2 separate regions of the Homo sapiens genome follow, and region 2 is linked to region 1. A link is a loop called in an ENCODE intact Hi-C map of the cell type or tissue named here. Cell type or tissue: mammary epithelial cell. All regions are shown on one strand. Each heading gives the region's core, and the rest is flanking DNA. Links, peaks and the distances in the headings are about the cores only.

Evidence for each region. Peaks named below come from ENCODE experiments on the same cell type or tissue, not always from the same donor. Only the 100,000 strongest peaks of a DNase experiment are listed, where the experiment ranks them.
Region 2: a loop joins it to region 1, with 5 times the contacts of the local background. A loop is called at or near these places in 4 of 110 quality-filtered maps.

Annotation. Positions count from the first base shown.
Region 1 is chr5:139,777,728-139,794,402 of GRCh38, forward strand. It overlaps a transcript of PSD2 not described here. Among named protein-coding and RNA genes, the nearest start is that of PSD2, 9.7 kb to the right of the region's middle. RefSeq lists silencers at 9,811-10,000, 10,381-10,530 and an enhancer at 12,315-12,815. In mammary epithelial cell, for the core only: CTCF peaks have their summits at 9,894 (motif pointing right) and 10,939; DNase peaks (open chromatin) are centred at 9,954 and 10,484; H3K4me3 peaks cover 813 bases; H3K27ac peaks cover 341 bases.
Region 2 is chr5:140,064,227-140,080,901 of GRCh38, forward strand. No RefSeq gene overlaps it. Among named protein-coding and RNA genes, the nearest start is that of NRG2, 29 kb to the left of the region's middle. In mammary epithelial cell, for the core only: CTCF peaks have their summits at 9,178 and 11,323; no DNase peak of the experiment used is centred there.

The sequences.
Region 1 (16,675 bases), core at 5,780-13,779:
CAAAAATTAGCTGCGTGTGGTGGCACACACCTGTGTTCCCAGCTACCTGGGAGGCTGAGGTGGGAGGATTGCTTGAGCTCAGGAGGTTGAGGCTACAGTGAGCCATGATAGCCCCACTGTATTCCAGCCTGGGTGACAGAGGGAGATCCTGTCTCAAAAACAGACAAATAAAAAAAGAAATGTAGGAGCATTTTGCTGAAGCATTGCCCTCCAGACAGGCTCCCAACAACCATTCCCTCTCAGTCTCCACCACCTTCCTCCTAGAGCCTGGGAACAAGGCAAACCCAGGCCCCCATGGGCAGGGCCTCTTTCAGAATGAAGAAGCGAGGGCTTCAGTGCTGGCCCCCTAGGAAAGTCCTACACAAGGTCCAGTTATGCCTTCACTGCAAATGTCAGTCAAAGTTGTATGCCCAATTAGTGGCACTCGAGGTGTGAAGGAATAAGTGTGGTTCCCAAGGGACAGTGCAGGGGGAAATGGGACAGTGCACACAAGATGTACAAGGCAGGTGGGAAGTGGAGAATGTCATGAAAATAGGAAGACAGCTAGTCACAATAAGGAGACATTAAGGCCCCCCAAGAACTGTAAGCCTTGGGACAGGCAGTGGTACACTGAGTAGCCCATGTCATGGGATGGGGTCTCTAGTCAAGAGAAGAGTGACTCCAGAGGCTCTGCTTCCTCCTTAACTGTATAGATAAAGAATATCTTTCCATTTCAGCAAATATTTGTGATGCATCATTTTAATGACATAATACTCCAGTGCATAAAGACACCACAATTTCTTTAACCAATACCCTATTTTAGGACATTTAAGTTATTTACAACTTTTTGCCATTATAATCAATATTGTAATGAACATCCTTGTAGCTATATCTTTGCCCACATCCATCTTTATTTTCTTAGGATAAATCCCTAGCAATGAGGGTCAGGCGTGGTGGCTTACGCCTGTAATACTAGCACTTTGGGAGGCCAAGGATCGCTTGAGCCCAGGAGGTTGAGATCAGCCTGGCAACTTGACAGAAACCCATCTCTCCAAAAAAAAAAGTGCAAAAAATTAGCTGGGTGTGGTGGCACGTGCCTATAGTCGCAGCTACTCAGGGGGCTGAGGTGGGAGGGTTGCTTGAACCCAGGATGTCGAGGCTGCAGTGAGCCATGATAGTGCCCTTGCACTCCAGCCTGGGTGACAGAGCGAGCCAATGTCTCAAAAAAAGAAAAAAAACAAAAAAAAAAAAAAAAAGAAAGAAAAAATTTGGTTAAAGGACAGAAACTTTTTTAAGGCTTTTGGTGCATGTTGACAAATTGCTTCCCAAAAGGTGCGCTGCATTTGCCTCCTAAATGCTGACAGCTGTGGGCCTGTGCTGATTTCCCCAGGACTTAGCCATCAGTTGTTTTTTAATTTATTTATTAATTTTTTTTATTTCCATAGGTTATTGGGGAACAAGTGGTGTTTGGTTACATGAGTCAGTTCTTTAGTGGTGATTGTGAGATTTTGGTGCAGCCATCACCTAAGCAGTATACACTGCACCCAATTTGTGGTCTTTTGGCTGTCTTCTTCTCCACATTTTATTGTTAAAATTTCAGACATACAAAAAAGTTGAACAAATTTTACAGTGAACACCTACGTAGCCACCCCCCGGGTTTTCTAATTTATTTTAGTGCCATCTTTGTCTTGTCATTATCTATGCATCCCTCCTTTACCCATCAAGTCATCTTTTTTGAGTGTATATTAGAGCAAATTACAGCTATCAGTACACTTTGACCCCCAAACACTTCAACATGTTTATCATGAACTAGAGGTCAATGCTTGTGTATGGTTCTTTGTTCTATGAAGGCAAAATTTTTTATACAATGAAATGCACAAATCTTAAGTATACCATTTATTGAGTTTTAACAAATGCATATATTTGTATAAGCCCAACTCTATCAAGATATGGAATATTTCCATCACTCCAAAAAGTTTCCTAGTTTCCCGGTTGCCCCCATTGTTCTGATTTCTTTCCACCATAGCTTAGTTTTGCTCATTCTAGAATGTCATAATCATCGAATCATGCAGTATCTACTCTTTTTACCTGGCTGGTTTCATTCAGCATAATGTTCTGGAGCTTCGTCCTGTTGTTGCATGTATCAGTAGTTTGTTCCTTTTTATTGTTGAGTAGGAATCCATTGTATGGATGTGTAATAGTTTGTTAATCCATTTGCTTCTTGACAGACACCTGGGCTGTTTCTAGTTTGGAACCATTGTAAACAAAACTGCTATGAAATTGTTGTACAATCTTTGTGTGAATATATGTTTTCATTTTTTCTTGGGGACTCGAGTGGAAATGCTGCATCATAGGGTGGGCATATGTTTAGTTGTCTAAGAAACTGCTTGACCTATTTACAAAGCAGTTCTACCATTTTATACTCCCACCAACATTTTACACTCTACCCTTGAGTTCTCAGCTCAGAACACAATGGGTTCTCAGCTCAGAACACAATGGGGTTGTCACCTCCTCAGTGTCAGATGCTGCACCTTGGTGGATACCAGTGAAGGTTACAATGACAGGGTTGGCTGCAGTTGACCTGGCAATCAGCTGTACACCCCAGGCTGTTTCTCATGGACAGATGAATGGATGGATGCTCAACCAGCTCTCCGTGACCCTGAACTTGTATAATTGCTTTGTTGGAACCTGAATGTTGTCTTTTTTCATTTGTCCTCATTAAATTTCTTTTTTTTGTTGTTGTTGTTCTTTTTTTGAGACATTGTCTCGCTCTATTGCCCAGGCTGGAGTGCAGTGGCGTGATCTTGGCTCACTGCAACCACTGCCTCCTGGGTTCAAGTGATTCTCCTGCCTCAGCCTCCCAAGTAGCTTGGATTACAGGCACGCAGCACCATGCCCGACTAATTTTTGTATTTTTAGTAAAGACGGGGTTTCACCATGTTGGCCAGACTGGTCTTGAACTCCTGGTCTCAAATGATCCACCAGCCTCGGCCTCCCAAAGCGCTGGGATTACAGGTGTGAGCCACCATGCCTGCTGTCCTCATTAAATTCCATCTTGTTGGTTTTGAATTCGGCCTCCAGCCAGTCCTGTTAATGATGAGAGTAGCAAACTCTCATACATGCGCCATGTCCAGACCCTTGGTTAACTCATTCAGACTTTGGGAGAATCCTGTGAGGGAGCTACCATTATCCCCATTTTAGAGATGAGGAAATTGAGGCACAAAGAAGAGGTTAAGTAACTTGCCCAAGTTGACTCAGTCATAAATGGTGAGATTAGAACCCAGGTAGTTCAGATTCAGATGTTGTGGTCTTAACTATTCACTCTGTTGCCTCTTTTCAGCTTCTGATGCCATCCCCTTTCATCTTCCAGTCTCCAAAAACACATTGAGCATGCCTCTAATTCTTCATTCAAATTATTGTTTAAAAAAACAAAACAAAACAAAAACCCTATGGACCAGAGAAGTCCAGGGCCAAGGGTGGAGCCTCTAGAGATCTCCTTTTGCACGGGCCTTATTCTATTTGTCCAGAATTCTTGACAGTGATTACTTGACCAGCTGCAAGGTTATAAAACTGGGATCCAGCTGTGGCTGTTCACCATAGTCTCAGGACAGCATTCATCACATATCTCTCTCTTTTTTTTTTTTTCTGAGACGGAGTCTTGCTCTGTTGCCCAGGCTGGAGTGCAGTGGTGCAATCTTGGCCCACTGCAAGCTCCACCTCCTGGGTTCACGCCATTCTCCTGCCTCAGCCTCCCGAGTAGCTGGGACTACAGGTGTCCGCCACCACGCCCGGCTAATTTTTTGTATTTTTAGTAGAGATGGGGTTTCACTGTGTTAGCCAGAGTGGTCTTGATCTTCTGACCTCGTGATCCACCTGTCTTGGCTTCCCAAAGTGCTGGGATTACAGGTGTGAGCCACGGCGCCTGGCCTTTTTTTTTTTTATTTTGAGATGGACTCTCACTCTGTTGCCCAGGCTGGAGTGCAATGGCGCAATCTCGGCTCACTGCAACCTCCGCCTCCTGGGTTCAAGCGATTCTCCTGCGTCAGCCTCCTGAGTAACTGGGATTACAGGCACATGCCACGACACCTGGCTAATTTTTGTATTTTTAGCAGAGATGGGGTTTCACCATGTTGGGCAGGCTGGTCTCGAACTCCTGACCTCAGGTGATCCGCCCACCTCGGCCTCCCAAAATGCTGGGATTACAAGTGTGAGCCATTGTGCCTGGCCTCATCACATATCTCTCTGAAATCGCACACACACACAGCATTTCATATCATAATTGCCTGCCTGGATTTACCTGCCCAGGGGCCCGAGAAAACAAAGGGATCAGAAGGTGGGGCGGGGGCAGTACTTATTTGAGCCCATGTGGGCTCCCAGTGGCCCTTCACAGGGCCTTTCATAGGCCCTAGGTTTCAGCCCAGTATCTGGCCTGTATTAGGTGCTCAATAAATGCTTGTTATCTAGTTTTTTTTGTTTGTTTATTTGTTTGTCTGTGAGACGGAGTTTCACTCTTGTTGCCCAGGCTGGAGTGCAGTGGCACAATCTCGGCTCACTATAACCTCCGCCTCCTGGGTTCAAGTGATTCTCCTGCCTCAGCCTCCCAAGTAGCTGGAATTACAGGTGCCCACTACCATGCCCAGCTAATTTTTGTATTTTTAGTAGAGATGACGTTTTGCCATGTTGGCCAGGCTGGTCTCAAACTCCTGACCTCAGGTGATCCGCCCATTTTGGCCTCCCAGAGTGCTGGGATTACAGATGTGAGCCACTGTGCTGGGCCTGACTAGTTTTTTTTTTTTTTTTTTTTGAGACACAGTCTCACTCCATAGCCCAGGCTGGAGTGCAGTGGCGTGATCTGCGCTCACTGCAACCTCTGCCTCCCGGGTTCAAGCAATTCTCCTGCCTCAGCCTCCCAAGTAGCTGGGACTACAGGCGCATGCCACTACGCCCGGCTCATTTTTTGTATTTTAGTATAGACAGGGTTTCACCGTGTTGCCCAGGCTGGTCTCGAACTCCTGAGCTCAGGCAATCCTCCCACCTCGGCCTCCCAAAGTGCTGGGATTACAGGCATGAGCCACTGTGCCCAGCCCTGACTAGTTTTTGAAGGTCACTTGGCTTTATTTTATTTTTTACTGTGGTAGAATAGCATAAGATTTACCACTTTAACCATTTTTAAGTGTGCAATTCAGTGATATTAGGTACCCTCAAAATGTCATATAATCATCACTAGTATGTAGTATATTTCCAGAACTTTTTCATCGTCACAAACAAAAACTCCATCCATTAGATGAGAACTCACCACTGCTCTCCCTCCAGCCTCTGGTCATGTCTATCCTACTTTCTGTCTTTATGATTTGCCTTGTCTAGATATTTCATATAAATTGGAATCACACAGCATTTGTCCTTTTGTGTCTGAGTTATTTCACTTAGCCTAACATTTTCAAGATTAATCTGGCTGGGCACGGTCACACCTGTAATCCCAGCACTTTGGGAGGCGGAGGTGGGAGGATCGCTTGAGCCCAGGAGTTCAAGGTCAGCTTGGTCAACATAGTAAGACCCTCGTCTCTACAAAAATAAAAATAAAAAAAATTAGCTGGGCAGGGTGGTGCGTACCTGTGGTCTCAGCCACTTGCGAGGCTGAGGCAGAAGGATCGCTTGAGCCCAGAAGTTGAAGGCTACAATGAGCTATGATTGCACCACTGGACTCCAGCCTGGATGACAGAACAAGACCCTGTCTCACAACAGATGCGTCCATATTGTAGCAGGTGTCAGTGCTTCCTGTCTTTTTAAGGCTGATGTTCCATTGTATGGATGTAGCACATATTGTTAATCCATTCACCTGTCGATGGACACCAGGTTGTTTCCACCTCTTGGCCGTCATGAGTAGTGCTGCTCTGAAGTTTATGAATTGTAGACAGGGTCTTGCTGTGTTGCCCAGGCTGCTTGTTAACTGTTATTTCATAACCCTGCTGTTGGGTTCTCCCCAGTCTTTTCCACGAAAACGGCTCTTGTCAAGGTCCCCAGTGGCCTCCATGCTGCTAAAGCCAAGGGAGATTTTCAGCTCTTGTTTCACTTGATTTCATCGGCAGCTTCTGACTCACTCAGTCTCATTTCTCCTCGATATTGTCTCTTTGTTTGGCTTACAGGATTTCTTTCTTTTCCTCTGCCTCTCTGCACAGATGCTTTTTCTCAGTCCCTCTTCTTGTTTCTCCCCTTTCCCCTTTCTCCTTCTGCTAGCTCTTTTTTTTTTTTTTTTTTTTAGACAGGGTCTTGTTCTGTCGCCCATGCTGGAGTGCAGTGGCATGATCTCGGCTCACTGCAGCAACCTCCTGGGTTCAAGTGATCCTCCCACCCTAGCCTCCCAAGTAGCTGGAACTACAGGCACGCACCACCACACTGGCTAATTTTTGTATTTTTTGCAGAGAGGGGTTTTGCCATGTTGCCCAGGCTGGTCTTGAACTCCTGACCTCAAGCGATCCACCCGCCTCTGCCTCCCAAAGTGGTGGGATTACAGGTGTGAGCCATTGCGCTGGCCTCCCCCAGCTCTTAATGTGGGAGGGCCTCAGGGGTCCATTCTTGGTCCTGTGACACGGCCCTCCCCGACTCCTGTGGTGACCTCACCCACTCATCCCCAATGTGTATCTCCACCCAGACTTTTCTGTCTGCCACTCTGACATCTCTGCTTAGATCACTAATTGACATCTCGATGGCCTCCTAACTGGGTTTGGCTCTGATGTCTCCAATCTATCTCTAACACAGCAGCCAGAGGGAGCCTTTAAAAATATAAGTCAGATCAAATCAATTCTCTGGCCCAAAACTTTGGTGGCTCCTGATGTCACTTAGAGTCAAAGCCAAAGTCCTCATCATGGCCTACAACGCCCTCCATCATCTGGCCCCTGCTGCCTCCCTGCTCTCACCTCCCACATCCTTCCCTGTTCCCTTTGCTCCTTGCTGGTCCATGAACATGCCCAGCATATTCCCACCCCAGGGCCTTTGCACTGGCTTTTCTTCCTTCCTGGAAATCTCTCCTGCCATATGTCTACATGACAAATTCCCCCCCTTTTTTTTTTGAGACGGAGTCTTGCTCTGTTGCCCAGGCTGCAGTGCAATGGCATGATCTGGCTCACTGCAACCTCCGCCTCCTGGGTTCAAATGATTTTCCTGTCTCAGCCTCCTGAGTAGCTGGGATAACAGGTGTGCACCACCACGCCTGGCTAATTTTTTTTTGTATTTTTAGTAGAGACAGGGTTTTAGCATGTTGGCCAGGCTGGTCTCAAACTCCTGACCTCAGGTGATCTGCTCACTTCAGTCTCCCAAAGTGCTGGGATTACAGGCGTGAGCCACCTCGCCCAGCCTACCTCTTTCTTGTCTTTTGTTCAACTTCATCCTTTCAAAGTGCCCACTGATAATACTCTATTTAAAGTTGGAACACCTCTCACTCTGTCTACCCTTCTCATCCCCTTTCTTTGTCTTCTCTTCTCCTCTCCTCTCCTCTCCTTTCCTCTTCTCCCTTCTTCCCTCCCTTCCTTCCTTTTTTTTTTTTCAGGGTCTGCTCTGTTGCCCAGGCTGGAGTGCAGTGGTGCTATCTCGGCTTACTGCAACCTCTGCCTCCTGGGTTTAAGCAATCCTCCTGCCTCAGCCTCCCTAGGAGCTGGGACTATAGGCATGCACCACCATGCCTGGCTAATTTTTGTATTTTTAATAGAGATGGGGTGTCACTATGTTGGCCAGGCTGGTCTTGAACTTCTGACCTCAGGCAATCTGCCTGCCTTGGCATCCCAAAGTGCTGGGATTACAGGTGTGGGCCACCGTGCCCGGCCCTCATTGCCTTCCTGATGGCCTGTTTTCCCTGTGATGCTCGTCACTGTCTATAATATTATATACTTCACTTACTTATTATGTTTGTTTCTTCTCTCCTCCCACCTCCATTGGAAGCATGATTCAGGAGGGCAAGGATTTTTGTGTTTTTTTGTTTACTGATATGGCTCACCTAGAATAGTGCTTGGTACATGTAGGGACTCAATATATATTTGTTGAATGAATCAGTGAAGGAAGGAAGTATGATAATGTGGGAAGGGGTCTCCAATCTAAAAATGGGTTAGATGCTGGGTGCAGTGGCTCGCGCCTATAATCCCAGCACTCTGGAAGGCTGAGGTGGGAAGATCGCTTGAGGTCAGAAGTTTGAGACCAGCCTGGGCAATGCAGGGAGACCTTGTCTCTACAAAAAATTTAAAAATTAGCCAGGAGTGGTGGCATACACCCGCGGTCCCAGCTACTTGAGAGGCTGAGGCAGGAGGATCCCTTGAACCCAGGAGTTTGAGGTTACAGTGAGCTGTGATCACACCACTGCACTGTAGCCTGGGTGACAGAGTGAGACCCTGTCTCAAAATAAATAAATAGCCTGGGCGCTGTGGCTCACACCTGTCGTCCCAGCTCTTTTGGAGGCTGAGGCAGGAGGATCTCTTGAGCCCAGGAGTTTGAGATCGGCCTGAGCAACATAGTGAAACCCTGTCTCTACAAAAAATTCAAAAATTAGCCAGGTGTGGTGGCGGGTGCCTGTAGTTCCAGCTACACAGGAGGCAGAGAGGTGGGGGGATCACCTGAGCCCAGGAGGTTGAGACCGGAGCGAACAAAGATCGCTGCCACTGCACTCCAGCCTGGGGGACAGAGCAAGACCCTGCTTCGCTTTATTAAAAATAAATAAATAGATAAATAAATACATTTTTAAAATGAGTTAGGGTCAAGAAAAGGTGGCTTTCTGGTATGCCCAGGTGTCATGGACATTAGAGCTGTTTGCTGTGCAGCAGCTGTCCCCATTCTCCTGAAACATTCCCCCATTTTCCTTTGGGACAAATCCCCACCCACCATCAGTCAGTCCATGTGGTGGATCACCTGCGGCTGACTCCAGGCTTCACTTCAAAGGGGCAGTGACTCTTGGTGACTCAGTGATTGGTTCAGGGCTGGGAGCATTTCACATTTCACCATGTTGCCCAGGCTGGGCCGATGAGACTGAGTCCTGAGACTTCTGCTTGTACTGCACTGTTGGAATGGGGACGGCTTCTTCCCTCAAAGCTGGACGTAAGCTCAGACCTGCCTTAGCCAACTTGACGCGTTTTTGGAAGAGCCTGCCTGGAAATGAAGGCAGTGCAGAAGAGCACTGGGCTACAGATGTGGAGAAAGATCACATTTGAAAGCCTCTTCTGTACTGCCTGACCTACTCCTAAACTTGACTTTCCATTTAGAGAAACCCCTTTTCACTGATCAGTTTGAGTTGGGATTCTGTCACTCGCACAACCACTTACAGTACACCTCCACGAGCATCCGAACCGGGGAGTGAGGAGGGACGGGTTGGGGCCTGGGGGGTGTGTGGGATGTGTGGCCCCAGTGGTCTTCCCAAGTGAGAGAGGCTGAGCACATGGAGGGCACTCACTTAGCAGTGCTAGATGGAGGTGGCATGAAAACAGATTGCCTTGGCCTTGTCCTAGAAGCGCTCTCAAGCTGTCAGCGGAGAAGGTCATGGGCATGAACGGGGCAAACAAGACCAAGGGCTCCTACCATGCCTGAGCTGCAGGCTAAGCTGAGATGGATTCTGCCCCTCCACTCCACCCCCACGCCCCAGTGCAACAGAAAGCCCAGTTCCAGCACAGACGAAGGGGGGCCTGGGCTCTGCCACTTACTAGGGGTGCTCTGGGGTAAGTCACTGAACTTTCTGAGCTCGTGTCCTCATAGGTAAAATGGCAATCATGTCCACTTCATAGGAGTGCTGTAAGGGTGAAATGAGGTCATGCGTGGCAAGAACTCAGCATGAGCCTGGCTCACAGAACACTCTCAGCAGCAGTCAGCTGCCACAACCAGCGTTTGTTGGTGTTCTCTCCCAGCTAAGGAGTCCGCCTGGTGCCGCGGGTGCAGTTTCCAAAAACACCAGCAGGTGGCGCCCCGACCCCAAAAGAGCCCCCGTCGCTGGCCTTCCCAGGGCCGGGAGGGGCTGGGCTGGGCGGCCTGTTGAATCTCGGCCAGTTAGACCCGCGATCTTTCCCGCTGCACGGGGACCCGTGCGTGAACTCCTCTCAATTCTCTGTGGTCTCTGGCACAAGGAAGAGGGGGTCTGGGTCACCATGGGATAGTTGGGGAGCCTGTTTTCCATCCGTGTTGTGTAACGGCACGGCCTTCGGAGACAGCCTGGGCAAAGTTGAGGAAATACCCGGGTTGGAGCGGATAGGAGACTTTGAGAACGGGCGGGATCCCGACGCGCAGGCTGATTTTTGAGTGCCTGCGGCTGAACTCGGGGCGCCGCTGGGCCTGGTGCTGCGGTAGGAGGATGACCCATATGACCTGTATTCGCTTCCTTTCAGAGTGCGGGCGAGCGGGGCTGCGCTTCGCGGAAGACTCCGCGCAGTGCTGGGCACTGGGACGCGGGGAGTCTGGAAATTCTGCGTCTGGCCAGCAGAGGGAGGCGGAGAGCCCGCCCCCCCCGCGCCCCCCCCCGAACCCGTGCCCAGGCCTGGCCCGGCTCCCCCAGCCCGAGCTCCCCCTGCGGGAACCTTCCCGGCTTGGCCGCTCCTCCCTGGGCAGGACTCGACATGTCCCGTGTCCCTTCATTTTGGAAAAAGTCTTGCCCTCCTCTCCCCGCCCAGCTTCTTGGAGGAGCGCGTGGGTTAAGGGGAGGGTCAGTTTCAACCCGAACTCAACCCTAACCGCGCCGCGCGCCCCGCTCCCTGGGCCTCAGTGCGGGTGATGGCACGGACTGGCCACTCTAATTCTAGCAGCTGCGAATTCCTGGGACAGGGTGGGGTGACCTCCACTAGGGTAGAGACTGGGGGGGGCACAAGGGGCTTCTCCCCCTAACCCCCATCAACCCAGGCCTGGACGGCCAGCTGGACCTCCGGAAGCGCGGGCTGCCCACCCCATACCACCCCGGCCAGTTCCCGGGACTCTCCTGGACAGGCTCCCGGAGGCCCACAAAGGCCCTTAGATGCCGTTCTGGGCCAGGCTCTGCCGGGGCCCTGGGCCGGCGGCCGGCTGCCGGCTGGCTCTCGGCACTGCAAGTCCCTGGCACTCCTGTGGGGCTTTGTCCACCAGCCCTGGCCCCATGCTGGCCGGGCCTCGTCGCTGGGGGAGGGATTGCACAGGCAGGTCGTAGAGCTTGGGCAGTCTCCCTTTCTCCAGCCCGTGGCCTTGCTCTCCTCCAGGTGACTGGCCCCTTACCTCAGCCTTGCTGGCCCCCACAGCCAGGGCTGTCCAGTGAGCAAAGAGTGTGAGTCCTCCCCACGCTCCCTCCTGGCTAACATGGGAGTGGTGGGTCACGTTGTCCTCGTTTGCAGACCAGACCGGGGGCTCCAGGGATCTTCCCCAGGCCTCCGTGGCTCCCTGCCCCGGCTCCTGACTGCACGGTTTCCCTACTGTGGGCCTGTCAGGGTTGCGGCCCAGGCATGCGTTTGTCCCTGGCCACTCACTCTTTCATTCATTCTTCGGTTCATCACTCTTTGGATACCAACTTCATCCAGGCCCTGGGCTCAGGGAGGAGCTGGGGACTGAGAGGGAGTGTGCAGGGTCCTTGCGCTCATGGAGTGTCCAGTCCAGACAGTCACGACACAGTATGACATGTGCTGTGATAGAGGCAGACCTGCCCGGCCTGGGGGCACCTCCTCAGAGAGGCCTTCGCTGAACACCTGACTGAAGTAGCCCTACCCACCAGCCAGCTGCAGTCACACACCAGGTTTTGTTTGTTTGTGTGTTTCGAAGCCCTTCTAATATTTACAGCTGACTTCTTCCTTTATTAAGGAAGGATCGCTAGAGCCTGGGAGGTCAAGGCTGTAGTGAGCCGAGATCATGCCCCTGCATTCCAGCCTGGGTATTCCTGTCTCTAAAAGAAAAACAAAAAACAAAACAAAACAAAAACAAAAAGAAACTCACTCAACAAACTAGGAATAGTGGGCACTCATTATATGAGTGCTTCAGTAAATGCCCACTGGGTGCCAGGCACTGTTCCAGCCCCCTGGGAATCTACAAGGGAGAGAGGAAAATTCTTACCCTCATGGAGCCTATGGCCTAGTGATGGCAGCGGTGGTGGGGACACAGACCATTCCCAGAAAGGACAAGCATATGGTATATACATATGTGTTATGGAGGAAAAGAAGGCGGGGAAATGGGAGATGTGGATGAAGGAGGGGGTAGAATTTTAGTAGAGTGGTCAGAAAAGGTGACATTGGAAGAGAGCGCTGAAGGAAGTGAGGGGTGGGCGGTGCGGATACCTGGGGGAGGAGTGTTTTAGGCAGAGAGCAGCACGGGGCCGGGCGGGCGCTGAGGTGGGAGTGTCCCTGGTGCTTTGGAGGAACAGGGAGGGGACCGGTGTGTCTGCAGGAGAATGAGGTCAGAGGAGTGGTGGGGGCCAGATCTTATGGGATTTTGTGGCCTGCGTAAAGACTTGGTTTGAGTCTGGGCACGGGAGCTCGCGCCTGTAATCCCAGCACTTTGGGAGGCTGTGGCAGGAGGATCACTTGAGCCCAGGAATTCGAGACCAGGCTGGCCTTGTGGTCGTGATGTTTACGGCAAAGAGGAAGAGGAGGTCAGTGTGGGTTGGGTTAAGATGGAACTGCTCTTTGGATATCCTAGTGGCAACTTCAGGTCAGCACTTGGGTGTTGGGGTCTGACCTCAGGTGGAAAGGTCCAGGTTGGAGAATCACACACCGAGAAGCTTCAGGGTTTAGCTGGGCTTTGAAGCTGGGCTGGGGTCATCATGGGAAAGAGTGAGATGGAGAAGACCGAGGACTGAGCCCTGGGAGCTCTGGCATTGGAGGTCAGAGAGGGGCGGAGAAACTAGCAAAGGAAGATGAGAAGGTGCAGCCAGAGAGGCAGGAGGAAAAACATGACAGTGAGGAGTCCTGGAAGTCAAGGGAAGAAAGTATGTCAAGGAGGAAGCGGGGATGAACGGTGTCAGATGCTGTCAGGAAGCTAAGACCAGGCCTGTGAATGGACTTTTGGATTTAGCATTGTGGCAGTCACTGAGGACTAGGCCACAGTCTAGCACCATGTACAAACTTTAGAAAATGGTGGCCATGGCCGGGTGCTGTGGTTCATGCTTGTAATCCCAGCTCTTTGGGAGGCTGAGGTGGGTGTCCTGAGGTCAGTTGTTCAAGACCAGCCTGGCCAACATGATGAAACCCTGTCTCTACTAAAAATACAAAAAATTAGCTGGGTGTGGTGGTTGGGTGGGGGGGAGCGCCTATAATCCCAGCTACTCGGGAGACCGAAGCAGGAAAATCGCTTGAACCCAGGAGGTGGGGGGTGCAGTGAACCGAGATTGCACCATTGCACTACAGCCTGGGCAACAAAAGTGAAACTTCATCTCAAAAAAATAAAAAAAGAAAAGAAAATGGTGGCCATTCCAGGTGGACCTGGCTACACAGGCAAACAGAAGGTGGATACCTTGCTGTAAAGAAAAAGGCACTCTGCACAGTGGCTCACACCTGTAATCCTAGCACTTTGGGAAGCCAAGGCAGGAGGATCACTTGAGCCCAGGAAGTCAAGACCAGCCTGGGCAACATGGCGAAACTCCATCTCTACAAAAAATATAAAAATTAGCTGGGTATAGTGGTGCATGCCTGTAGTCCTAGCTACTGGGGAGGCTGAGATGGGAGGATCGCTTGAGCCTGGGAAGTCAAGGCTGCACTGATCTGAGATCATGCCACTGCACTCCAGCCTGGGTATTCCTGTCTCTAAAAGAAAAACAAAAAACAAAACAAAACAAAACCAAAAACAAAAAGAAACCCACTCAACAAACTAGGAATAGAAGGGAATGAACTCAACATGATAAAGGGCATTTATGAAAAACCCACAGCTAACACTGTACTCAGGTTGCAGCGAGCCATGATTGTGCCACTGCACTATGCTGGCCTGAGACCCTCTCTCAGAAAACAAAAAACAAAAAACAAAAAAAAAAGAGAAAGAAAAAGGCATCTCTTCCCCTGACAGATACAACCTTGCATCAGGACACACAGCATGGTGAAAGGAGAACAGGTTGGGTTTTAGCTACCTCTCCATCCTTCATGTAACCCAGCACCCTTGTGCAGTGCCCAGCCTGCACATCTGTACTCAGCAACTGTGTTGGTGACTTTGATGAGTGGTGTCAGTGGACTGTACAGGGAGATAAGAGCTAGACTGGAGTTCCTTTGAGAGACAGGAATTAGAGACAGCCAGCATGGACAACTTTTTCAAGGAGCTTTGCTGTAATAGGTAAAGAGAAATGGGATGGTAGCTGGGGAGTGGAGAGGAATTAGCCAAATGAGAGTGCGTGAAGGGGAAGGCATCCCAGGCAGAGAGCCTGCCTAAGCAAAGGGAGGTCACTAGAAATGGTTGAGGGGGAATGAGTGTGGGAGGGGTCCTAGGACATCAAATTTGAGGTGGGAAGTGTCAGGAGAGGGGACATAGAATAGGTGAATTGGGGCCTTCATCTTGGGGTCGTGGGGGTGCTGGGGACAGGGGCAGGTTACAACAAAGCTGTGAACACAGTAGGTGCTTATTGAGCTCTCTGGGATTGGCCTGGGGAATCCCTACCCAGGCACCCCACCTGGGCCTCAGGCTTCCAGCTGGAAGATGGGAGAATTGGGTGTTTTAGGGGTCCTCTGAGTCAAGCCTCTTCTGGGTTGGACCCAAATGAGTCCTCCCAATTGGTGGGTCCCTCTGTCCCTGCCCAAGGTGCTGACCATGCCCAATGCAGCTGGCCCCCCCTCCCCCCATAACTTTCATGCTCTCCTGGGGACCAGTCAAGGGCCAGGCGGTAAACCATGGGAAAAGGCCCCTCCATGTGCAAGGGTCTTTGGTTCAGCCTTGGCACCTGCTTCTTATGAGACCCCCTCAGGTGAGGAGGCGGGGTGGGGGAGGAAAGGGAGGTCACTTGGAGGAACAGGGAGAAGCTGCGCATTCTTCTTTCCCTTGAGGAATGGGGGAAATATCGTCTATTCTGGCTCCTGGGTAGGGGGATGTTGACCCTGCTGTCTTTCTTTCTCTTTCTTTCTTTTCTTTTCTTTCTCTCTTTCTTTTTTCTTTCTTTCTTTCTCTTTCTCCCTTCCTTCCTTCCTCCCTCCCTCCCTCTCTTTCTCTCTCTCTTTTCCTTCCTTCCCTTCCTTCCTTCCTTTCTTTCTTTTTTTCTTTCTGTCTTTCCTTCCTTCCTTCCTTCCTTCCTTCCTTCCTTCCTTCCTTCCTTCCTTCTTTCTTTCTTTTTTCTTTCTTTCTTTCTGTCTTTCTTTCTTCTTTCCTTCTTCTTTTGACTGAGTCTTGCTCTGTTGCCCAGGCTGGAATGTAGTGGCACGATCTTGGCTCACTGCAACCTCTGCATCCTGGGTTCCAGTGATTCTCTTGCCTCCGGAGTAGCTGGGATTACAGGTGTGCATCACCACACCCGGCTAATTTTTGTATTTTTAGTAGAGAGGGGGGTTTCACTGTGTTGGCCAGGCTGGTCTCGAGCTCTTGACCTCAAGTGATCCAACCCACTTTGGCCTCCCAAAGTGTTGGGATTACAGGCGTGAGCCACCATTCCCAGCCTGACCCTGCTGTCTTTCAGGAGGCGAAGGTAGCCACAAGGAACAGTAACAATACTCCCCTCTCCAGTGTCCATGGCACCCAGAACACTCACACAGAGCTCACCTGTGGCCTCCAGGCAGCCCTCTGAGCCCTAGGGAGCTAGTTCCACTTGACGGAGGGGAAAGGAAGGTTCAGGAAAGGGTACAGCTGCCCATAGCCACACAGCTAGGAAGTGTGGGTTGGGGGGACTGGACTAGAACCCGGGTCTCCTTGCCCCTGCCACAGGCTCCCAGAGCTACAAAGGACAGGGGGCAGATCCAGGGGGCAGAGACTAGGTTCTGTGTGCCAGCCCAGCGCAAGTTAGCTGGAGAGACAGCTATGTCTACCTTTCCCCTTTCCCTGTTCTTTCCTTCCACATAATTTATTAAGCCATGCTGAGTGTTAGGTGCTGAGGATACACTGTGAACCCTTTCAAGGGGCTCAGAGTCCATCCAGTGGACAACAATTAAATAGTGCATTCCATGAGTAAGTAATCATTACAGCTGGAACAGCCATGGCCCATTGAGTGCATCTGTGTGCCAGGTCTTGAGCACATCAGCTCTTTCGGTCCCCATCCTAGCCTCACAAAGAGGGGGACTGCTACCATCCTCATTGGGCAGATGAGGAAGTAGGAGCCCAGAAAGGTGGTCCAGCTGTGACTTGAGGGCATGGGTGCCAAGGGTGGGGAATGTGGTATCTAAGCCCTGCCATGAGCACTTCCCTCCACAGCCCCTGCTGGTCGCCACCCTTCTCTGCCTACAGGTAGCAGAGGGCAGGGGGGTAGAATGCAGGACAGCAGGGAAGCCAAGCTCCCTCTGTGCCCTTTAAGATCCTGGGCACCTGCACAGAGAGTGGCTCCCTTGTTTCTGGGCTCTGCGGTAATGTCCTAGGGTTTGATGGGCAGTGAAGGATGTGGTCTGAGTGCCCTCTTAATTGACCAGCTGTGCTCACAGATTCAGATCTCCTGGGATCATGAGCAAGTGACTTATGCTCTCCAAGTCTCAGTTTTCTCATCTGTAAAACGGGTTGTAGGATTGTTTTGAGAATTAAATATGACACATGAAGAGCACTTGGTAGATGCTTGGTTGTCAGAGGTGTCACCATGGTTGATGAAGTCCCAGCTCCTGCTGTTGCCCAGCTT
Region 2 (16,675 bases), core at 4,314-12,313, 290 kb after region 1:
CATTTATGAAACAGTTAGAAATAATACGGGCAAGTGTAAATGAAGTCCTAAGCTACACAGTAAAGACTGTAGATGCTATCAGTTCTGAGGATGGAAGCAATATTAATGACACTCATGACCTCTAGAATGCGAATGTCCTTGTCATAGTTCTCTATCTCTTTTCGAAAATCTTTTCTCCCACGGGGGGAAAAAAAAAGTTCACTAAAGAAAGATTGGGGCCAGGCATGGTGGCTCACGTCTGTAATCCCTGCACTTTGGGAGGCAGACGTGGGAGGATCGCTTGAGCCCAGGAGTTTGAGACCAGCCTGGGCAATATGGTGAAACCTGTCTCTACAAAAAAATTAGCCAGGTATGTTGGCGTATGCCTAGAGTACCAGCTACTCAGGGGGCTAAGGCAGGAGGATCCTTCAGCCTGGGAGGTTGAGGCTGCAGTGAGCCCAGATTGCACCACCATACTCCAGCCTAGGCAAGAGTGAAAAAGAGCAAAAACTAAGTCAACTATAGTTCAAGAATCCAAAGCCAATTATTACTAGCAATTCAGAGAATTACCTTCTAGGCTTTAGAAAACATATTAGAGCTATTGGGTGGGGGGGAAGTTAGATTCACCCTTCATACCACACACAAGAATAAACTCAAAATGGATCAAGAGCTTTATTGGAAAAAAAAAAAAAACTATACAAGTTCTAGAAGAAAACTTGGGTGAATTCCTTTTTAACCTCTGTGTAGGGAAAGGCTTTGTAACTATAATTTGAAATACAGAGGCAAAACAAATAAAATATTGATAAATGTAACGATATAAAAATAAAAATGTTTTACATGACAAAACATAAGAAAAGGAAATGACAAACTGGGATACAATATTCACAATATGTATCACAGATAAAGAGCTGACGTCTTAAATTTATTTTTTCTTTCTTTCTTTCTTTCTTTCTTCCTTCTTCTTCTTTTTTTGTCTGAGACAGGGTCTCACTCTGTCACCCTAGGCTGGAGTGCAGTGGCACAATCATAGCTCACTGTAACTTTGAGCTCCTGGAATAAAATGATCCTCCTGCCTCAGCCTCCTGAGTAGCTGGGACTACAAGTGTGCACCACTATGCCTGGTTAATTTTTTATTTTTTAATTTTTTTGTAGAGACAGGGTCTCACTATGTTGCCAGGGCTGGTCTTGAACTCCTTGCCTCCAGTCATCCTCCTGCCTTGGCCTCCCAAAGTGCTGGGATTACAGACATGAGCCACCACACCCAGCCAAATTTACTTCTTAAAAACTATTTAAAATATAACAAAAATGACCACAAATTCTAGAGAAAAATAGGCAAAAATACATAAACAGACAATCCACTAAGAGCTATATAAACACAGTCTTAAACATATATAAAAAGATGTTCAACTTTATTCATAGTAAGATAAATGCAAATTATTAAAATGATGTTAAGATATCATTTCTCACTCATCAGATTGGCAAAAAAAAGTCAAAAGCAACCATCCTGGCTAACACAATGAAACCCCATCTCTACCAAAAATAAAAAAAATTAGCAGGGCATGGTGGCACGTGCCTGTAGTACCAGCTACTCAGGAGGCTGAGGCAGGAGAATCATTTGAACCCAGGAGGCGGAGGTTGCAATGAGCCGAGATCGTGCCACTGCACTCCAGCCTCAAAAAAAAAAAAAAAAAAAAAAAGGTCAAAAGCTTGATACAGTGGACCAAATGTTTATATCCCCCCCAAATTAATATCCTAACCCCAAAGGTGATGGTATTAGGAGGTGGGGCCTTTGGGAGGTGACTAGGTTATGAGGACAGAACCCTTAATGGGATTAGAAAGATCATTCTCTCCTTCTGCCATGTGAGGACACACTGAAAAGACCCTCTAAGGAGAAGTGGGCCCTCATTAGACACCAAATCTGCCAGTGCCTTGATCTTGAACTTCCAGGCCTCCAGAACTGTTAGAAATACATTTCTGTTGTTTATAAGCCAGTCATGCATCATTTTACAACAATGTTATGAGAAATGGGTCATTAGGCAATTTCCTTGTTGTGTGAACATCATAGAATGTACTTACACAAACCTAAATGGTACATCCTACTACACAGCTAGACCATATGGTATAGCCTATTTCTCCTAGGCTACAAACCTTTAGGACCCATTGCTATACCGAATACTGTAGGCAATTGTAACACAATGGTAAACATATGTAAACATGGAAAAGGTAATGTGTTGCACTACTATGTTATGATGGCTACAATCTCACTTAAGCCATAGCAATTTTTCAGTTCTATCAGAATATCATGGGACCGCCATCATATATGTGGTCCATTGTTGACTGAAGTGTCACTATGCAGCACATGACTGTATTTTGTTATAGCAGTCCAAAAGGACTCAGGACACCTGACAATACACTCTGTTGGTGAGGATGCAAGAAAACATCTCATCCTCAATATAAGATGCAATGTATGAGAGTACATTGAGAGGTATTCTCATACGTTGCTGATGGGAATATGGCAGTATATAACAAAACTACATACAAATTTACTCTTCAACACAGCAATCCCACTTGTAGAAATGTATCCTTAAGTTATACCCCCAATGATTCAAAAACACATATGTACAAAGTAATATATCCACTGTACCAAGCTTTTGACTTTTTTTTGCCAATCTGATGAGAAATGATATCTTAACATCATTTTATTAATTTGCATTTCTCTTACTATGAATAAAGTTGAATGTCTTTTTATATATGTTTAAGACTCTTTTTTTTTTTTTTTTTTTGACAGAGTCTTCCTCTGTCGCCCATGTTGGAGTGCAGTGGCGCAATCTCGGCTCACTGCAACCTCCGCCTCCCGGGTTCACGCCATTCTCCTGCCTCAGCCTCCCGAGTAGCTGGGACTACAGGTGCCCGCCACCATGCCCAGCTAAGTTTTTTTGTATTTTTAGTAGAGACAGGGTTTCACCGTGTTAGCCAGGATGGTCTCGATCTCCTGACCTTGTGATCCACCTGCCTCGGCCTCTCAAAATGCTGGGATTACAGGCGTGAGCCACCGTGCCCAGCCAAGACTATCTTTGTATAGCTCTTAGTGGATTGTCTGTTTATGTATTTTGCCTATTTTTCTCTAGAATTTTTGGTCATTTTTGTTATATTATAAATAGTTTTTTAAGAAGTAAATTTGGCCAAGTGTGGTGGCTCACGCCTGTAATCACAGCACTTTATTACTTTAATAATGCAATAATATATTGCATTAGTTGTAATATCAAAATATTAGAAACTACCTAATATCTAAGTGGGCAGGTTGATTGAATAAACTATAATACATCTGTACAATGGAGTATTATGCAGCAATAAAGAAGAACTAGAAAGATCTCTAGGAACGATACAGAATGATTTCCAGGAGATATTAAATTTTAAAAAGCAAAGCGCAAAAGACCATATAATATGTTATATTTTGTGGAAGAAAGAGGAGAAATAAGAAAATATACATTATCATTACAAAAAGAGACACAGGCAGGATAAACCAGAAAACCATGAAATTTGTTTTCTGCAAGGAGTAAGGGTGAGGGGATGAGTGGAAGGGACACAGGAGAGAATGGCTGTTCTCTGAGTATAACTCTTCGTATAGTTTTGACTTTTGAAAGCATGTTAATATCTTACATATTCAAAAGATAAATCAATTAAGAATGAGGAGGGGGAACCCATAAGCAAATGCCAATTGAATAAATAAGTGTAATGTATATCAAATGAATAACATGACCACAATGAATGGAAAAAAGTTTAAAAGAAAAAACTAATCCAAGAAATGTATGAAAACAGTGTGGCCTCAGTTTTGGAGGGGATGAGGAAAGAAAAGTGCAAACGAGTCATGAACTCTTTTTAGTAGGGTTGTTAATGGTAGCAGTATGGGCAAAGCAATTTCAAAATTATTTTAGATGTAATTAGGATTGAGCAAATGGGTAAATGTGTTGGTGTTATTGGGAGTCAGGGTTCTCACCGTGGAAAAAGGAATATGTAAGTATGAAATGGGGAAAGGCAAAAAAAGAATCTTGTGGAGATGCACTGGAATTGGAGAAACTGGTATGAAGTCATGATTTCTAAAATGTGAATATGTATATACATGTTTATGTATGTGCACATGTATATGTGTATGTGTATGTGTATGCACATTTGTGTATACATGGCTTTACTTCCCATCTCTGTTTGTTCAAAAGTCCAAGAAGCAAATAAAACCTGGTAGCAATGAGTATGCCTCGTGCCTAGATCTTGGTTTCTAGTACCATTCCCCTCTAAAAGGAATCTGTCCTCCTTCAAGAAATGGCTGATTCCAGGGCTGGGGCAGCATAGATACATTGGAGCCTAGGACACCCTGTTATGCCATCCTGTTAAGGAAGTGCTAAAAGAAAAAAAAAGTGACAGCATATTGCAAGGACATGAGGACTAGCTTGAAGGGGCCCCACTGGCCAAATCGGAGACAATTAAGCACCAAACTAGTACATATAATAATGAATTATAAACCATTGGTAAAACAGTGAGGGCCCAGAGCCAACTGATCCATTAGGCACAGTGTCTGAGACCCATGATACTTTCAAAGGCGCATGAAAATGTTTTAACTTCTTTTAAAAGAAATCAGAAGAAAAATAAATGCACTGGCAATAACATCCTGGATTATATTTATCTTCATAGCAACAAAGTCATCAAATATAATTTTTTAAAATCATATGGAGGAACAATAAAGACAAAAGTGCCGAGGGCCCAAGAAAGTCATAAGGCTGCCCTTCTAGGGACAACTGGCCAATGGGGACCATGTGCTAAACTGGAAAATTATCATTTTGCAACTTTCATAGTACAGATTAATTCAAGCAAGAATCATCAATAGAAGTTAAATCTAAAGGAAATTTTTGGTAAGGAATAAGATATTGGCACCATCTTAAAATGTGTCACCCACAGACTTATTAGTCGCAGGAAAGAAAGAACAAAAGATGATTATACAGTGGAAAACTAAGGCATCACTTTGATTGGATGATCAAAATTAATATTATCTTTGAGAGATAGATGGACATCGTGTGCCTCCAGATCCTGAGAAGGTCACAACATCACCTATGCAATATTCGTGCTGAGAGTGTATAAATGCAATCTAATCATGAGGAAACATCAGACAAACAAAACGAAGTGTTCTATTAAAAAAAAGAAAGGTGGGAGAGTTGTATTCTTCAAAAATGTCAATGTCAAAAAAGACAAAGACTGTGGAAATGTTCCAGATTTAAGGTGGCTAAAAAGACATGGCAATTAAATGCAATATTTGACCCTAAAATTGAAGCTGTACTGGAAGGGGAAAAAACCTGTGAAGGACATGATTAGATCAGCTAAAACTTTTGGAATGTGAACAGTAAATTAGATGATAGCATTCTATCAAGGTAAACTTATGAAGTCAGTAACTAGAGCAAACCCCTTTCCTTCAGAAATACATGCTGAGCTGAGCCCTATGACAAACTCCTGTGGTCCCAGCTACTGAAGGTTGAGGTAGGAGGATCACTTCAGGCCAGGAGTTCAAGGCTAGCCTGGGTAATATATTGAGACCCTATATCTCAATTAATCAATCAATCAATGCCGGATGATTTGAGGATAAAAAGCCATGAGCCATGATATATACAGCCTGGCATGGTGGCATACACCTGTGGTCCCAGCTACTTGGGGGCACTGAGGCATGAGGATCACTTGAACCCAGGAGGTTGAGCCAAGATCATGCCACTGAACTCCAGCCTAGGTGACAAAGTGAGACCTTGCCTTAAAAAAAAAAAGATATATGTAACCTACATCAAATGGTTTAAGGAAAAAATATGTGTGTGTGTGTGTGTGTGTGTGTGTCTGTGTAAACAGAAAGAGAATGTTAGCAATGGCTGAATCTTTGTAAAGGATATTCAAATGTTCCTTGTATGATTTTTACTTTTGCAACTCCTTATAAGTTTGATATTATTTTTAAATAAGTTTTTGAAAACTTAAGAAATAATAAATATATTAGAGTGTCACATACACTGTATGATGACATTGGCTGGAGTTTTCATGTTATAAACAGTTTCTCATCTTATCATATAATCTTTGAGTCTATTATTTTAAATGTCTACATAGCATTCTATCAAACTGATATGCTAGAGTTTGCTGAGCTATTGCTTTACTGTTAAAATTTTAAATTACCTTCAATTTTTTTTCTGTTTCAAACAGTGTTCACAGTTGTTAAGCTTCAGCACTCTAGAACCGTATTACCTATATTCAAAATCCCAGCTCTGTTATTTATTAGTTGTATGGCTTTGAGTAAATTATTTATCCTTCTATGCCTCACTTTCAAGTTAGGCATAAATAGTACTTATAGGGTTGTTGTGAGTATTAAATGAGATATTCATGTAAAGAACTGGCCGGGAGCAGTGGCTCACACCTATAATCATAGCACTTTGGGAGGCCAAGGCAGTAGGATTGCTTGAGCCCAGCAGTTCAAGACCAGCCTGGGCAACATGGCAAAACCGTCTCTACTAAAAATAGAAAAATTAGCTTGGTGTAGTGGTGCGCACCTGTATTCCCAGCTACTTGGGAGGTTGAGATGGGAGAATCACCTGAGCCCAGGAGGCAGAGGTTGTTGTAGTGAGCCAAAATGATGCCACTGCACTCCAGCCTGGGTATCAGAGTGAGACCCTGTCTCAAAACAAAATAAAATGAAATAAAAAAATTGCTAGTTGGAAAGTAAATTGATGAACAGTTTGGCAAACAATTAAAGTTTAACATTTATGTACCCTAAAATGCAAAAATTCCACTCCTAGATATATATCCAAAAGAAATTCTTGCACATATACAATAAGAGACATGGACCATGATGCTCATGACAGGATCATTCACAATAATAAAAACCTAGGAAAAAATCTTCAAAATGCCCATCAACAAGAGACTGAATAAACTAAATCCATAACCACAGTGGAATATTACACAGCTGTTTAAATGAACGAACTGTGGTGACATGCAACAACATGCATGAATCTTAACAAATACCACTAAGTGCAAAAATTATTGTGTGCCACATGATATTTTTTATTAAATTAAAAACATTTAAATATGCATATTTAGGAATGCTTATAAATACAATAACACTATATAAAAAGGAAAGCAAGGGAGTGGGGATTCAGGTTGATGGCTGCCTGGCATGGGAGGAGTTAGGGCATGGTACGGGTAGGGGCCTAATGTGGTAGGTTTATGGGTGCTTTTAATACTTTAAACAAATGGTTAGCTAGCTAGCCAGGCAGCAAAGTAGACAGCTCTGACTGCTATGTGAAGAATGGATCAAAGGAGTAGAAGCTGGAGCAGGATGACCAGTTAGGAAGATGTTTAGTATCCAGATGAAGGAGGGTGAGGCATTGTTCTCGAATGGTGGCCATTGAGATGGAGAGTATTGAACAGAATCAGAATCTATTCTGGAGGTAATGGAGAACTTGCTCTGATGACTTAGATGTGGGAGGCAAGGAATATTCTATTGTACAAATATTCCATAATTAAACTCTGCTCTTATGGTATATCTAAGTTGTTTACAATATTTTTTGCTCCAATAAAGGTCTAAAATGAACATCCTTGTACCTTAATCTTCATACAAATTCAATTAATGTCTTTCTTTTTTATGGTGTGTGATGTGATCCAATTTTATTATATTTAAGATTGTATTTTTTTTTTAGAGCAGTGTTAGGCACACAGCCAAATTGAAAGGAAGGTACAGAGATTTCCCTTATGGCCTCTGCCGTCATACATGTTCAGGCTCCCAATTACAATATCCCCCACCAGAGCGGTACATACATTACAACAGATAAACCTACATTGATACACCACTATCATCCAAAGTCTATACCTTACATTAGGGTTCACTCTTGGTGGTGTACATTCTATGGGTTTGGACATACATTCATTATAGTATCATATAGTATTTTCACTGCCCTGAAAATCCTCTGTGCTCCATCTATTCATCCTTCCCTCGCCCCATACTCTGGCAACTACTGATCCTTTTACTCTCTCCATAGTTTTGCCTTTTCCAGAATGTGATACAGTTTGGAATCATATAATACGTAACTTTTTCAATTGGCTTCTTTCACTTAGCAATATGGATTTAAGGTTCCTGCACGTCTTTTCATGGCTTGATAGCTTTTTTCTTTTTAGCAATGAATATTTCATTTACTGGGTATACCACAGTTTATTCATTCCTCTAATGAAGGCCAACTCAGTTGCTTTCAAGTTTTGGTAATTATAAAAGATGCTATAAACATCCATGTGCACGTCTTTGTATGGACATAAGTTTTCAACTCCTTTTGGTAAACACCAGAGAGTTCAAATGTTGGATTATATAGTAAGATGTATGTTTAGTTTTGTAAGAAGCTGTCAAACTATCTTCCAAAGTGGCTGTGCCCTTTTGCATTCCCACCAGCAATGAACCAGAGTTCCTGTTGCTCCACATCCTCACCAGCATTTGGTGTTGTCATGTTCTGGACTTTGGCCATTCTAATAGATATGTATCTTGAATTAATTTTTAAAAATCAACCTGCAGAAATAAAATTGCTATACCAAAGGATATGTGCATTAAATAAGGCTTTTGATACATATTACCAAGTTAGCTTCCTGAAGTGAAAGATTGTACCATTTTAGCTCCCACTAGCTTGGACAACATGACGAAATTTCATCTCTACAAAACATACAAAAATTCTCTGAGTGTGGTTGCCCGCGCCTAGTAGTCCCAGCTACTCCAGCGGCTGAGGCAGGAGAATCACTCGAGCTGGGGAAGTGGAGGTTGCAGTGAGCCAAGATCGCGCCGCTGCACTTCAGCCTGGACGACAGAAGGAGACACTGTCTTAAAGAAAAAAAAAAGAACAAGAAGAACTTACAGTACTGCCTGGAACATACTAAGCATACAACAAATATTAGCTATTTGAATAACTTTTGTACGTTAAGCTTTTTCCATTGGGGGGATCTAAACTTTTGCAATATTAATAGTTGAATATAAAGGCAATACTACTGATATTTTGGGATACATAAAATAATGTATAATGTAGAGATAGGAATGGCAATATTTCGAACAATGAAATAGATTATTTTATAATCTTTGCTTTCTTTAATTAAAAAAATAGGAATTCACCTAAAAAAGATATATCTGCTATTCTAAAATCTACCACTGAGTGGCAGCATAACCAATTAATATGGCAATATAACTCGTAATTTTCAAACTCAAATTTACAAAAATCTCAAAATAGAAAAAGGGTTCCTAGAAAAGAAGTGTGGTTATAGCAGACACATTAAATCTATTGGCTGATGAATTATTTGAGGTAAATCTATCCCAATACCTTGCTAGGTGTTGGTTGGCCAGACATCTCTAAACTGATTTATCTTTTCTGTGACCCCATTTCCACTCTCCCTTAAAATGGTTTTTCTTCCGTCTTTTCCATCTCAATAAATGACATACGTACCATCTACCTAATTGCTTAAGCCAGAAACTAAAAGTCACTCTATTGTGGGGTACAGGGCTTTTTATTGTTGATTCATAGTTGTATTATATTATGGTAAAAAAAAAATGTGGTCTGTATAATATCAACTTTCTCAGTATTACTTGAGACTGGCTTCGTAGTCAAATTTTCAAGTTTTTCACATTTACTTAGAGAACATGTACTTAGAAAACATGTACTCTCCACTACGTGAAGGATTCTGGCTGTATCCATTAAATCAAGCTTGTGAACCATGTTTTTCAGATCTTCTGTATCCTTATTAATATTATGTCAGCTTCTTCTGTTTCTGTAGGAAATATGGTAAAGAAAAATTTGCCACTGTAATTGTGGATTTGTTAATTTCTTGCAATTCTGTCAATGACATTTTTGCTTTACATGTACTGAAGAGGTATTGTAAATTACATATAGAGTCAGAATTGCTACATCTTTTTGGTACCAACATGGAGAAACCCCGTCTCTACTAAAAATACAAAGTTAGCCAGGCGTAGTGGCGCATGCCTGTAATCCCAGCTATGCGGAAGGCTGAAGCAGGAGAATCGCTTGAACCTGGGAGGTGGAGGTTGCGGTGAGCCGAGAATGCACCACTGCACTCCAGCCTGGGCAAAAAGAGCAAAGCTCCGTCTCAAAAAAAAAAAAATTCCTTTATCGTTTACTTAAAAAAATCTTAGGCCGGCCGGGCGCGGTGGCTCACGCCTGTAATTCCAGTATTTTGGGAGGCCGAGGCGGGTGGATCACCAGAAATCAGGAGTTCGAGACCAGCCTGATCAACACGGAGAAACCCCATCTTTATTAAAAATACAAAATTAGACAGGCGTGGTGGCGCATGACTGTAATCCCAGCTACTCGGGAGGCTGAGGCAGGAGGATGGCGTGAACCCGGGAGACGGAGCTTGCAGTGAGCTGAGATCGCGCCACTGCACTCCAGCCTGGGCGACAGAGCGAGACTCCGTCTCAGAAAAAAAAAAAAAAAAAAGGAAACAAAAATCCTTCAGTGGCTTCGTATGAGAAAGAATAATATCCAAACATTTTACCACAACACTTAGAATGACTTGGCCCATGCCTGCTTCGCCAATCTCCTCTCATAAACTTAAATACTTATGTTTAACTTTATAGGAAATTACCAAACTGTTCCCTGAAATGGTTGTACGATTTTGCATTCCCACCAGCAATGTATGAAAGTTCCAGTTATTCTGCAACCTCACTAGCACCTGACATTGTCTTTTTATTTAATTTAAACTATTTGAGCAGGCATGAGGTGGTGTCTCATTGTCGTTTTAATTTGTAAATGACTAATGAAGTTGAGAATCTTTTCGTGTACTAATTTGCCATCTGTATATCTTTTTTATAAAGTATCTGTTCAAATCTTTTGCCCTTTTCTTTACTGGGTTGTTAGCTTTCTTATTATTGAGGTTAGAGAGTCTTTTATATATTCAGGTTACAAATATTTTATTAGACATATGTTTTGCAAATGTTTCTTCCCAGTATGTGGCTTGTCTTCTCATTTTCTCTATCTTTCAAAGAGCAGAACTTTTTTGTTTCGTAAAATCCAGTTTATTAATTTTTCCTTTTCTACCCAGCCTTTTAATCCCATTTCTTCCCATCCTATTCTATCAGTCTTCTTTCTCTGTCTTCAGTCATGTATAATTCTCCCACTTTTTGCAAAAATCTTCACCTTTCCTCATTATCACTGTTCTTTTTCCCCTTTATTTCCCTGCCAAATATTTGAAATGAATGTCTACAAAAGCCTCCAATTCTTTACTATTTAGACATTCCTTAAAGTCCTAAAATTTTTGCTTTCATTTATACCACACTACCAAAACTAACCTCTTGATGTCACCAAAAAGCCTCTTACATGTCCACTCTAATAATATTTTCTAACCCTAATTATCCCCTATTTCCTTTTGGCATTGAAATAGCTGATGAATCCTTTCTTCTATTTTTTTTTTTTGTTTGTTTAGACAGAGTCATACCCAGGTTGGAGTGCCGTGGCGCCATCTCAGCTCACTGCAACCTCCACCACTCAGGTTCAAGTGATTCTTGTGCCTCAGCCTCCCGAGTAACTGGGACTACAGGTACATACCACCACACCTGGCTAATTTTTGTATTTTTACTACAGATGGGGTTTTGCCATGTTGGCCAAGCTGGTCTCGAACTCCTGGCCTCAAGATATCTGCCCGCTTTGGCCTCCCAAAGTACTGGGATTATAGGCGTGAGCCACCACACCCAGCCCTAAAAATTATTTTTTAACCTCTCATTTTTGACATTCCTCAAAAGCTGATCTAACCCCTATGATATTCCCTTGGGAATTAATTCAAATATTATTTAATATCATGTAAATAAGGGGTTTTGGTCTTTGGTTTATTTTACAGATCAGGGTCTCATTGTGTTGTCCAGGCTGGTCTTGAACTCCTGAGCTAGCTCATGATCCTCCTACCTCAACCTCCCCGGTAACTGAGTCTACAGGTGTGCACCACCAAGTCAGGCTTAAGGGTTTTTTTGGTGAATAAATTTAAGGTTTTGTGTTGTTCTGAAGTCAGACTGAAGTAGCAAATATGAAATAGGTGTTAAATTACTTACAGGAAATTAGTTCCCTTAAATGAGTTGAATATCATCATTTATTTTTTAAATGACATCATTGTTTTTTTTAAAACCTGAATTCCCAATGAGAGAAATTTCAGCAGAACACATAACTGATTTTTATTATAAACTCTAAATTACTGGAGTCCAAATGAACAAAATTTACTCATTTTTTTCATTAATTATAAAATATGTATTATATATTAGGAAGAAATACAATCCAGGAACAATTTCCTAGGAGAGGGAGTATAGTTATTAGGATCACAAAGGGTTTTTTCTAATATTTATTAGGTAGAGAAACTGAAATATAGTAAAATAGATTTTTCCCCTACCTAAAGTAAAATTATAAAAAAGACATTTCAGTTTTGATTTTGCCTCATTGGAACCATAATTAGCAGTGGTTTCATCCTTCTCAGGTACTCCCCCATCTACCATCCTTTCCTTCTCATTCACCTTCTCTTTCTTTTTCCCCTTTTTATTTCCTCTAATTAGTAAAATGACCAGAAATATGACTAAATTAAGTTATTGAGCTTCTCCCTATTCTAGGTCAAAGTAATTACTTCTCGTTATTCCAGCTGGTTCTTCTGCTGGCTTCCATTTATCTGCTGAAAAGTCTGTTTTCAGATGGACAGCTCCTGCTTTCTTCTTCTTGGGCAGAGCAAAAGAGAGCAATGGCTGAGATTTCCTGATTCATTAGTGTCACAAAGTCAGGCTAGGAAAATCTGTGCTCTGGAATCCTCCATGTCTCCATTGTGGGGATATCAGTGCATTCTGAGCACATTGAGAGGGAGCAGAATATAGGAGAAAGAGCTTTGGAGTTAAAAAGACCCGAGTTCAAATCAATCCTGACTACCACTTAATAGCCACATGACCAGAAAGGCAATACATTCTTCGAGCATGTCTCCTCATCTGTGAAAGAGAGATAGATGATAATGTCTATTTTAACAGGAACCATGAGTAAGGAATCTGACACTTAGTACATACTTAGTACGGTTTAGTCTCTTCCTCTACTCTCCCACAATAATTCCTTTAGTTGAGAATGGCTCTTTAAAATGTCATCCCTGGCTGGGCGTGGTGGCTCATGCCTGTAATCCCAGCACTTTGGGAGGCCAGGAGTTCAAGACCAGCCTGGCCAACATGGCAAAACTCCAACTCTACTAAAAATACAAAAATTAGCCGAGCATGGTGGCACACACCTGTAGTCCCAGCTACTCAGGAGGCTGAGGCCCGAGAATTACATGAACCCAGGCAGTGGAGGTTTCAGTGAGCCAAGATTGTGCCACTGCACTTCACCCTGGGCGATAGAACGAGACTCCATCTCAAAAAAAAAAAAAAGTCATCCCTTCTTGGTGTACTGACACAAAGCCAATCCCTTGGCACTTCCCATGGGATACACTGATGTGATAGTGAGATAAGGAGATATACTGTCCCTTGAATATATTTGTGTTTTTAAAAACTTTTGGGGTAGGAATTTTTGATATGGCAAGGAAAGTGCTAGTCGTGGTTTCTACATTGTGTTATGCAGACTCTAAAAGTTCTATGAAGCATCTCAAGAAGTTTCCAAAAGCATATAGTAATGGAAAACATATTTCATTTCTGCCTGCTTTATGACTTCCAGACCCCACTCTGACAATAGATATATTGGTCATCAACACTCAATTGTACTACTTTTTGTAGAAAGAGCATACAGGGTCCTATGAAGATCATACAGCAAGTGTTAAGTCTATAAACAAAATTCAAGGCACCTGGTTAATTATTTTCTTTTGTCCTGAAGTATTATAATATGTTATGTGAAATAAGTGGAACTTTAATTTAAATCTGAAACTCTTTTGTCAAAGTAAGAATACACATAATCTTGATTTGTTTTGCTTTGGGGTTTTTAATTTGTTTGTTTTTGAGAAGGGGTCTCCCATGTTGCCCAGGGCTCAAGTCATTGTCCCGAGTAGCTGAGACTACAGGTGCATACCACCAAACCCAGCATATACATAACCTCAACCCAGCAATTATAGTTCTGGGAATCTCTCCTAGAATATACTCACACATGCATACAAATATCTATCTACCTATATCTATTTATCTATCTATCTATGTAAAAGCATACTTATTGCAGCCTGTTTGCACTAACAGAAGACCAGAATAATTGGTTAAATATCATAGAATATGATTGGTTAAATATCATAGAATATCCTTCCCATATAACAAAATACTATAAACCAATTAAATAATAAATAATTATTAAATAAATAGCAATTATATGCCCAGAACCTTCTTAAGTGCTGAATAAGAATAAAAATAAGTATAAGCCATGGTTCTTGTCCTGAAGGAGTTTACACCCTGTTTAGGTAGAGTCAAAGATGCCCAGTATATATCTAGCTTTGAATCATATGTCTTCTATGTGAGTCAACTTCTTGATTGGTGTTCTTGTAAAAAGATCTCCTGGACCTGGGATCAGCAAACTACAGCCTGTGGGCCAAATCTAACTCCCCTTCTATTTTGTAAATAAATTTTTATTAGAATACAGCCACACCCTATTGTGTGGCTGTATCATTTACCTATTGTGTGGCTAATATCATTTACCTATTGTCTATAGCTACTTTCCTGATACAGAGTTGAGTACTTGCAACAGACACCATATGGCCCACAAAGCCAAATATACTTCCTAACTGGCCCTTTATAGAAAAATTTTTGCTGGGCGAGGTGGCTCAACCCTGTAATCCCAGCATTTTAGAAGGCCGAGGCAGGTGGATCATGTCAGCCCAGGAGTTCAAGACCAGCCTCTGAAACACAGTGAAACTCCATCTCTACTAAAAATACAAAAAATTACCCATGTATGGTGGTGCACAACTGTAGTCCCAGCTATTCGGGAGACTGAGATGGGAGAATCACCTGAGCCTGGGAAGTCGAGGCTGCAGTGAGCCGTGATTGTGTCATTACACTCCAGCCTGGGCAACAGAGTGAGACCCTGTCTCAAAAAACAGAAAATAAAAGAGAGTTTGCCAACCCTAAAAAACGAACGAACAAACAAACACTTAAGACTCATTTGGAATTAAGCACAGTAGTTTTAAAATACGTCCATATTAACTTGCTATTTTGACAACTGTTATGTGCCAGGCACTTTTCTTGACACTACATGATTTGGGGGAAGCTAATGGTTTGGGCTTCCTCATATGTTGGGTTTGAACTATCTGTAGATTTCCAGATAAAGATTAATTTGCTCTTTTAGCAAACATTGATTGAGAACCTAATATGAGCCAGGCACTATCATACACATTGGAGAAGCAGAGGTGAAAAAATATGTAGCGTACTATGAGAGACATATCGTGGCTATAGGATTAATAATAGCCATAAGGTCCACTCAAACATCTTGCAAGGTCCTATGCTATATAAGCTACACTACAAAAATAATAATAATGTCACTCTAATTACTCAGCCCTTACTCTAAGATAGACATTTTGTATAAATAAGCTCATTAAATACCATTAACAACTCTATAAGGTACACATTCATATCCCCAATTTACAGTTGGGGAAACTGAGGCTTATATAAGATAGGTGACTTGATAAAAATCTCACAACTAGTAACAAATAGTAACTTGCTTTGAACGTCCATAAATTATCTGATGCTCCTTCCTTTAAAAGGTGGAGCTTGGCTGGGCATCATGGTTCACACCTGTAATCCCAGCACTTTGGGAGGCCCAGGTGGGAGGATTGCTTGAGCCCAGGAGTTCAAAACCAGCCTGGGTAACATGGCAAAATCCTGTCTCTACAAAAAACACAAAAAATTAGTCAGGCATGGCCAGGCGCGGTGGCTCACGCCTGTAATCCCAGCACTTTGGAGGCCAAAGCGGGCGGATCACGAGGTCAGGAGATCGAGACCATCCTGGCTAACACGGTGAAACCCTGTCTCTACTAAAAATACAAAAAAAATTAGCCAGGCGTGGTGGCGGGCGCCTGTAGTCCCAGCTACTCAGGAGGCTGAGGCAGGAGAATGGCATGAACCTGGGAGATGGAGGTTGCAGTAAGCCAAGATTGCACCACTGCACTCCAATCTGGGCAACAGAGTGAGACTCTGTCTCAAAAAAAAATTAGTCAGGCATGGTGGTGCATGCCTATCGTCCCAGCTACTTGGTAGGCTGAGGCAGGAGAATTACCAGAGCCCAGGAGGTGGAGACTGTAGTGAGCTGTAATCACATCACTGCACTCCAGCATGGGCAACATGGGCAACAGAGTGAGATCCTGTCTCATTAAAAAAAAAAAAAAAAAAAAAAGATGGTGGAGCTTAATTTTCCTTTCTTTGAGTGTGTGCGGTACTTGGCAATTTTCTTCTAACAAAGTACAATGTAAACAAGTATGCCTTCTGATACTAGATCATAAAAGGTGGTAAAGTCTTCTCGTTGTTCTCTCTCAGATCACTTGTGCTAGGGAAAAACAACTGCTATGTGGTAAGAACATTCAGGTAGCCCTGTGGAGAGGTCCATGTGGCAAAGAACTGAGACCTCTTGCCCACTGCCAGCAAGGAACTAAGGCCTTCTACTAACAGCCATGTGAGTAAGCCTTCTTGGAAGTGGATCCTTCAACTCCAGTCAAGCCTTCATATAAC